Linked DNA regions of Homo sapiens: region 1 is linked to region 2. Evidence: chromatin contacts called from ENCODE Hi-C or POLR2A ChIA-PET data. All regions are on one chromosome and are shown on one strand. The core of a region is the stretch at or near the end of the contact, and the rest is flanking DNA. Distances in the headings are between cores, read along the strand shown. Region 1 overlaps MAML3 (mastermind like transcriptional coactivator 3). Region 2 overlaps MAML3 (mastermind like transcriptional coactivator 3).

Evidence for each region. A loop is a pair of places that touch in the nucleus more often than their neighbours do. ChIA-PET counts read pairs that join two places held with the same protein, here RNA polymerase II (POLR2A). Pooled maps may share reads with other maps.
Region 1: a loop to region 2 is called in a pooled map, with 4 times the contacts of the local background. The contact joins two enhancer-like sites. A Hi-C loop is called at or near these places in 2 of 50 pooled maps. POLR2A ChIA-PET finds 5 or more read pairs at or near these places in 3 of 52 experiments (MCF 10A, PC-9 and activated CD8-positive, alpha-beta memory T cell).

What each region holds. Positions count from the first base shown.
Region 1 is chr4:139,986,113-139,990,784 of GRCh38, forward strand. All of the region lies in intron 1 of MAML3 (mastermind like transcriptional coactivator 3), which reads right to left. Among named protein-coding and RNA genes, the nearest start is that of MAML3-AS1, 140 kb to the right of the region's middle. Within about 2 kb of position 2,967, at least 7 of the 41 ENCODE cell types and tissues checked have a DNase peak (open chromatin) inside an H3K27ac peak, as active enhancers do; they include PC-9, where a contact is called at or near this core.
Region 2 is chr4:139,869,745-139,874,057 of GRCh38, forward strand. The region is part of intron 2 of MAML3 (mastermind like transcriptional coactivator 3); the gene reads right to left. Among named protein-coding and RNA genes, the nearest start is that of MGST2, 210 kb to the left of the region's middle. Within about 2 kb of position 2,672, at least 6 of the 41 ENCODE cell types and tissues checked have a DNase peak (open chromatin) inside an H3K27ac peak, as active enhancers do; they include PC-9, where a contact is called at or near this core.

The sequences.
Region 1 (4,672 bases), core at 1,717-4,216, 120 kb after region 2:
TCCCATGGCTCTCATTGTTTCCTATGGACTGATAAATACAAACGGGTTTTTTCCGAGTTTCGTTGTGGACAGGGTCATCCCTTGTCATCAGAGTGCTGTCACACGTAGTAGTCATTTGTTTATTCTTCTTCTTTCAGCTGTCCTCCTCCTCCTCCTATTATGTTCTTGCTTGGGCTGAGTATCACAGTTCCTTAGCAAACATCAGGGACAGGCATATTTGCCAAGATCCAAGGATAAAGCATTTTGGAAGAAAGCCGAGAAAATGGTGTAGCCACTGAATTTCTGCTTCTTTTTATTTAACAGAACTACAGAACTACTTTTAGTCATTATCACTGGATTAAACACACACAAAACTGATTAGTTCTGGTTGTTATTCATTATTCTCCCACTTCTTGTTTCTAAAAAATCAGCATTACAAACAACTCTCCAGGATCTTATTCCAATCAACCTATCTCAAGTCTTACAATTAATATTCCTAATATAACCACTACACTGTTCGACTTACTTTTTTTTTTTTTAAGCAATGAAAACCAATGCCAATGAATCATGAATCTCTACAAAAATAGAGGCCAAAGAGGTGAACCGGAGAGCAAACTTGACATTGGAAAGCAAGAGCCTCCCTTGCCTTCCCCTGTTCACTAAAGCCAGTGGCTCTGGTTAACGCAGGAAACACAGTAAATACACAGTAAATTGTACACACAAAGCAGCCATCGGCAATTTGCCTGGTGGGGTTGGATAGCATGTGGCTGATAGGTCTCAGGAGATGAGGAACAAACAGCCATGATGGATTAAGTGATTGCTATTGGCTGTGTGCTTGCCCTGAATATTTCACCATGGACAGTAATCAATTACTAGAGACCAGTAATGATACCAATCAAATGCACTTAGCACTTCTGCACTATCAACCTGAGGGCTGCCGACCTGCCACTTAGAAAAGGTTTGGGCTGTGTGAGAAACGATCTGTGAGCTAGCCACTGTTCCCACTGTAGACCAGGCAGAAAAGCAGGCTGCTTTTTCTTCGTGTTAAAAAGATAAATGGATAAATTAGCCACTCACCTGCCCTACATTAAGGTTTATTTTAAAACAAGCAATAGTATCCCTCTCCCTCACTCCCAGAGGGAGGACAGTTTATAAATATTTTGGCATCATACGACGTCTCCTGGTCAGCAGTTTTTTGAAAGCAAACAGCCTCAAAGAAAATGACTGGGCAGAGGCCATGGTAAGGCAGAAAAACAGATGTCGATTGTTTCTGAATACTGCTGGTCACCATAGCATTGGGTTGTTATGATGTCACTTCTCATCTTTTTGTTCTGTGGTGGGAACGCCGTGCGTCATCACTGAATGTTCAGAATGCCTCTATCTTATGCCGTTCTTTATGGTGTCCATGAGAAGTTGAAAAAGAAAAATCAGCCTCTCTGTGTTTCTAGCATGTCAAAATATAAACCTGTTCCTTCTCTTCTTGGGGTGTGGCATCTTTGTTCTCCCTGCGGTCATCTCCATTTAGAAGATGATACTGTGTGGGAGTTCTCGGCATGAATCACAGAGCTGTCAGTACGTGGAGTCTGGTGCACCTTCCCGCCTGGCCACTTTGTTCAGCACAAGTCTTTCATGAAACAGTGGACTGTGGCTGGGCCCCGTGGCTCACACCTGTAATCCCAGCACTTTGGAAGGCCGAGGCAGGTGGATCACCTGAGGTCAGGAGTTCGAGACCAGCCTAGCCAACATGATGAAACCTTGTCTGTACTAAAAATACAAAAAAATTAGCCAGGCATGGTGGCGGGCACCTGTAATCCCAGCTACTTGGGAGGCTGAGGCAGGAGAATCGCTTGAACTCAGGAGGTGGAGGCTGCAGTGAGCTGAGATCATGCCACTGCACTCCAGCCTGGCAACACAGCAAAACTCCGTCTCAAAAAAAAAAAAAAAAAAAAAAGGAAGAAAGAAGAAACAAGAAACAGTATAATCCTAGCACTTTAGTAGGCCGAGGCGGGCGGATCACCTGAGGTCAGGAGTTCAAGACCAGCCTGGCCAACATGGCGAAACCCCATCTCTACTAAAAATACAAAAATTAGCCGGGCCTGGTGGTGTGTGACTGTAATCCCAGCTACTCGGGAGGCTGAGGCAGAAGAAACACTGAATCCTGGGAGGCAGGGGCTGCAGTGAGCCAGGATCGCGCCACTGCACTCCAGCCTGGGCGACAGAGTGAGACTCCGTCTCAAAAAAAAAAAAAAAAAAAAAAAAGAAACAGTGAACTGTCCCACCATTACTACTTTGAAGGACTTTTAGGCTTAACAATAATGGGAACTAATTGAAATGGGGGAAACGCCTTAGAAGAGTTGTCCCACACTTAATCCTTGAGGTGTATTTTTTGCTGGGTTTTAACAGTTTTTCCAGACAAGCAAAAATTCCCGTTTCATGAGCTGGAGAGCACAGAAAAGTCTAAGTTCATTAAACGGTGCCATCCAACTGCCATTTACAGATCACTTCAGTTCTTTAGTTGTCCCATCGTAAACTTATATACAACAGGGACAGGAAGGGGCAAAAGAGGGCATTTAAGAGAGTAGAAATATTTGCATCTTGACTGGGGTGGTGGTTATAAGGGTGTATGCATTTGTCAGAACTCAAACTGTGTACTTAAAATTGGTGCATTTGTTGTATGTAAACTTCATCTCAATAAAATTGAGGTTAAACACTCTGGACTAACAAGCAACTCCCAATTAACAAGCAAGATCACTGGCTGAGGAAGTGAGAAGGACGTGTCCTTATCTTACTTACCCCTGTTAAACAGGGGGCAATCACTTTCAAATACCACACATTCCTGAAGGAATCACCCTGCTCTACCCCTGCTCAGCATCATTGATGGAAGTGACTGCTCACTGTTGAACCTGCTTCTTCTCTTGATTCCTCGCAGAGGCAGCTGCTGGCTACAGACTTACTAAATTGCAAGTCGCCTCAGTTGGCAGAACTGCCCCTTCTCGACGATTTATAAACTCTGTCCATCGAGAGCACACTCCAGAGACAGGGCTCTGGACGGGACAGAAGCAGGAATCTTGGCCAAGGATACAAAGCTTCCAGAACTACCAAAGGCATTGTCCGCCAATAAAATACCACTCTGAATGGACTCATTCATGTCCCATTAACAAAAGTGTTGCTAATAATAGGTGCCACCTTACTTATGCTACAAGGGCACTGTAAGAATTAATGAAATAATGAGGTCTCTGGAGCACTTGCCCAGAGAGGCGGCCAGGAAAATCAGAACCATCGGCCTCCCCTGCGGCAGCATCTAAGGATGAAACACGCCCGACGGCTTCTGCTGCCTTCTGCCTGATCTTCCTCCCTATTACCCGTATCATGCAAATCTGGACAAAGTTTTTGTTGAACTTGCCACTGAATGTGTCTAACCTTTCAGCTCAGCCATCTTCAGTGTGGGATGCTATGACTCACGGTCCATGAGTCATGGAGCCCACAGGAATCACAGTGAAGCCCAGAAATGCTGCCTGCTTCCTATCCCACATGCAACACCAAGCCATTGGTGAAAAGCCTCCTCCTGTTTGTCTTCCTACCCAGGTGTTTTTGTCAGGCTACCCTTCTTCACTGAAAGCCAAGGCCTTTAAAGGATTGGATAGCAGCAGGGAACACGTGAATATATTCATGCCGTAGCCAGTAATTTAACAATTTTATTCATCCAGTCTCTGCCCTTGGTACCACTGCTGACCCCTGCACCCCACCACACACAAACAAACACACACACACACACACACACACACACACACAGAGAGAGAGAGAGAGAGAAAGAGAGAGAGAGAGATTCACTTCCATCACTTCCAGAATAATTTAAATATTTTAAATATTAAGTATCTTTAAAGTATATTGTCAGGTAAAAGAAAAAAATCAGGACTGTAAGAAAAGAAATAGGATGGAATCAGAAGAAATTAATTGTTTTGTTTTGACAAAGTAATCTTGATTTTTTTCACTTTTCACATTTTTCAGAGTCTGAAGTATTGCTGACTACAACCTCTATAGAGTCATACAGACAACCTCACTATAGAGAAATCTTTACATTTACTTGAGAGGCTTAAAATAACATGTAAGAAAATGAAGTGGGCTTCATTCCTGGGATGCAAGGCTGGTTCAATATACGCAAATCAATAAATGTAATTCAGCATATAAACAGAACCAAAGACAAAAACCACATGATTATCTCAATAGATGCAGAAAAGGCCTTTGACAAAATTCAACAACTCTTCATGCTAAAAACTCTCAATAAATTAGGTATTGATGGGACGTATCTCAAAATAATAAGAGCTATCTATGACAAACCCACAGCCAATATCATACTGAATGGGCAAAAACTGGAAGCATTCCCTTTGAAAACTGGCACAAGACAGGGATGCCCTCTCTCACCACTCCTATTCAACATAGTGTTGGAAGTTCTGGCCAGGGCAATTAGGCAGGAGAAGGAAATAAAAGGTATTCAATTAGGAAAAGAGGAAGTCAAATTGTCTCTGTTTGCAGATGACATGATTGTATATCTAGAAAACCCCATCGTCTCAGCCCAAAATCTCCTTAAGCTGATAAGCAACTTCAGCAAAGTCTCAGGATACAAAATCAATGTACAAAAATCACAAGCATTCTTATACACCAATAACAGACAAACAGAGAGCCAAATTATGAG
Region 2 (4,313 bases), core at 1,422-3,921:
AGAAAAGAATTGCAATTTGTTTTACCACCTATTACCTTCTAGGAGATAAAACGTTCTGAAGCTAACAGGCCACTGCCTTGGCAACAGTAGAAAAAAATATGAGATCAGAATGTTGGCTGTGATCTTGAGATGGCTTTCTTGTGCCCATTTCATTCGGTGAGTGTCAACATGTAGGCAAAATTGCATAAGGTTTAAGAGCTCAGGTTTGGATTCAAATAGGCTTTGCTTTGGTTCCTAGTTCTAGTGTTGACCATATGACCTTAAACAGACTACTTAACTTTACATGTCTGAATTTCAAGATCGTTTGAAGATTAAATGTTTCATGTCAAGGGCTTAGTACAGGTCTTGGCACATAAAGCGCTCCATGAATGGTCACTGTGAATATGTACCTTACTGTGGATCAGAGTTTCTCAGCTTCTGTACTATCGACATTTTGGGCTAGATAATGCTTTGTTGTGCAGAGACTGTCCTGTACATTGTAGGATATTTAGCAGCATCTCTGCTCTCTTACCCACTAGGTGCCAGTAGCAGCGTCAATTCCCCGTTCCCCTCACCCCACCCTACCCCTGGCCCCCAAGTTGTGACAACCAAAACTATCTCCAGATGTTGCCAAATGTCCAGTTGGTGATTGGGGAACAAAACATCTGAGGTTGAGAACCACTGCTTTAGATCAATCCAAGTTCTAGCAGATGAGAATAACTCCATTCTTCTTTTGATGTATTTATTAATATTTTTAAGCCTTGAAATGAAAAATTGCTTTTTAAGCATTAGAAAATGCATACTCTTCTTTTGAAAGCCTAGCAATAAATCCCATAACTATCAGGGTCTTCGTTTCCTCATCTTGAGCCTTATTTCAAGGCTCCCTCTGTTCTAAATTCTGACCTTGAAAACTCTATTCCTACCTCTTTCTTTTTTTGGACAGGGTCTCACTCTGTCGCCCAGGCTGGAGTTCAGTGGCGCAATCACAGCTAACTGTACCCTCGACCTCCTGGACTCAAGAGATCCTTCCACCTCAGCCTCCTAAGTAGCTGGGACCACACTTGACTAATTTTTGTATCTATATCTTTCATTTCACCAAAGATTTAAAACAATTTCTCACTATGAAGAAACTTATACAAGCAATATACATTCAACAGGAAAAATGAGGAAATTCAGATAAGCAAAAAAAGAAAGAAAGGAAAAGAAGTATCAGTTGTGTTTCCATTAGTTAGAACTACCTAGGGCTAACATGATGATGAGTGGGTTTTCAGATGTTTTTGGAATGCATGTTTGTGTGTACATACACAAATATACATGCAGTCACACAATACACACATTTTATTTCTTGTGTGCTTATCATTTTTTCATGGTATATCATTTTTTCATGGTCATTAGTTCTAGCTATCTCCAGACTTGATGCTAGACTATACATTTTTTCTCATGTATGACATTCCTCAAGAAGTGGTTCGACTCATATGTCTTTCTTTACCTACCACCTAGATAAGCCCCAAATTCACACTGTTACTCCTTTATTTCTCCACAGAAAAATAACTTTCATTACATGTACAAATGACAATTAAGCCAATTAGAGTAAACAACTTTTGGTCAATTCAGCTCTCACTTTGCCAGGAACCAATGGCCATCCTCAGTTTTTTTTAAGTATGGAGGTTTGGAAGTCAAATTTGACGCCTTTCTTCCTTTCCTGTCCCCACCCCTGCCCACAGTCACTTCCACAATCTCTTGCTTTTTCTTTGGACCTATTTCCAGGGTCACACGCAGTCAGGTCCTAATTATTTTGTTCCAGGTATGCTGTTTCCTAGCATCTCTCCTGCCAATCACTTTGATCGAGATAGTACTCTCCTCTTTTCAGAAACCTACAATGACTACCCATTGCTTCTTGTATCACAAGCTGAATCTCTCTAATGAGCTTTGAGGGGCTTCCACACTCCCCTGGGTCCTCCTCCCTGAGCTGTGTCTTCCTCAGGTTGCACTTTTTGTTCCTTATTAACCCTTCGCAACCCAGTTTCCCTACTCCCCTTTCTGATCAACAGTCCATTAAAAATAAGGTAAAACAATGCACAGTGCTGACGTCTTTTTAAAAAGAAGAAAACCCTAGGACACTAATACAATTATCCTTTTGCTTATGCTTCAGTTATCGGTTGTAACTACTTGTTACATTAATTGGGTGTATCTTTGTTACAGAGGATTAATAAATGTTTTATTTATTTATTTTAGTTTCAAAAACATGCCTTGAAATTTCACCAGATTGGGTGAAACGTGTTTACAATACTAGGAAGTGAACAGCAGGCACTAATTTTTTGTAGCAGTATTTCTCATCAAGGCACATGCATTTACCTAATCCAAAAGATGGCTAGCTTTCTCAGTTAAAAGGTATACAGAGAAATAACCCTTGCATTTGATCATTGTAACTTGGACAACATTTCACTCTATTGAATATAAACGGGAATCTGTATGCTGTTATTATTTTAAAAAAAATTTTTTAATCCAGCTTTTAGTAGAGGATAAACTTCTTAATGGCAAGGACCATGGCTTTTACTTCCTTTGTGAGGCTCACAATAATGGGAACACAGCTTCATGTGCAATTGGTCTTCAATAAATGTTGCTAGGTGATTCATATTTGAATGGGAAATGGAAAGAAAAGCCTGACGGACTTAAAGGATTTGTGTGCATGCATCTTGCTGTGAATAATACAAATGTGGAGAGAGATGACTAAGTGGACAGCATAGGGCATAGAGAGCTTTGGCCCCTGAAATACTCAGTAACAGGAAGTTACAGTGTGACTAACTGTAACCAGGTTGTGAAATGGAAAGCAGAGGAACTGGAGGATGTACTGGAAGAACTCAGGGGTGCACACAGAAGTGAACTGCAGCATCAAAGATGTAATGCCTTTCCGGGTGAGAACTTCAGAAGGAAGGACAGCACAGGGGACAAAGGAAGGGATAGAAATGATAAGTGTCTTAAAATGAAAAGGTGATGGAAAGAATTCTTAAGGCAGAAATAAAAATCCTATCAATAACAAGGTTGGGTTTAGAGTTAAAAAAATAATCACACGGCCGGGCACAGTGGTTCATGCCTGTAATCCCAGCACTTTGGGAGGCTGAGGTGGGTAGATCACCTAAGGTCAGGAGTTTGAGACCAGTCTGGCCAACATGGCAACACCCCGTCTATACTAAAAATATTAAAAAAATTAGCCGGGCATGGTGGTGGGCGCCTGTAATCCCAGCTACTCAGGAGACTGAGGCAGGAAGAATTGCTTGAACCCAGAAGGTAGACGTTGCAGTGAGCTGAGATTGTGCCACTGCACTCCAGCCTGGGAGACAGAGTGAGACTCCATCTCAAAAAATAAATAAATAAATAAATAAATAAATAATCACGCAGATATTTTGTTTCCTACTTTAAATAAAAGCAAGGCTTCACATTTGACCACAGAATGTTGTATTGCTTCTCTGCTATGTGGCACAGCTTTGATATCAGGTCCAGGACTGCTAAGTGAAAGAAAAGAAATTTCTGGTATGTTTGGAGCCTATGATTTCATCCCTCCTCTCACTCCAGCACATCTGATCTATGTATCCTCAAAAATGGAGCTGCTCACCTTTGCCAGCTCAGTTCTTCCCATCCTAAGCTTTCCTGAGCCAGTACCACTTAAGCATGTTATAAAATGCCAAAGCCATTCATGGTCATTATGGTGTCCACAAATATGTTCACAAATTCTTGACACTCCCTTCAGAAGGGAGAACCTAATCCCTCTCTCCTGGAGTGTGGCTGGACTTAAATTATTTTGCTTCTAATGAATGAAACAATGAAGAAACGAAGGTGTGTGATTTCGATAGTATGTCATGAAATGAACTGTGGCTTCCTCCTTGGTCTCTCTTGAAGCTGACTCAGGGGAAGCCAGCTGCCATGTCATGAGAAAACTTAAGCAGCCCTGTGGGGAGGTCCATGTGGTGAGGAACTGAGGCCTCCAGTCAGCAGCCATGGGAGGGAGCCACATATGAAGTAGAGTCTCCAGCCCCAGTCAAGCCTTCAGATGACTGCAGCCCACTTGACAGCTTCACGGTAGCCTTATGGAAGAGCCTGAGCCATAACCACCCAGCTAAGCTGCTCCTGCATTCCCTTGAAAACCATGTAAGATAATAAATGTTTGTTGTTTGAAGTGGCTATGTTTTGAGCATAAGTTGTTACACAGCAATAGATAACTAATATGGTAATCTTTCCAATAGAGCTCTTCTTTACTTTGGAGTTAAGTTTTTAAGTTTTATTAAAAGGTCTTTTCATTATTTTGGAATATGTGTTTACCTGCATTTAATATGTAA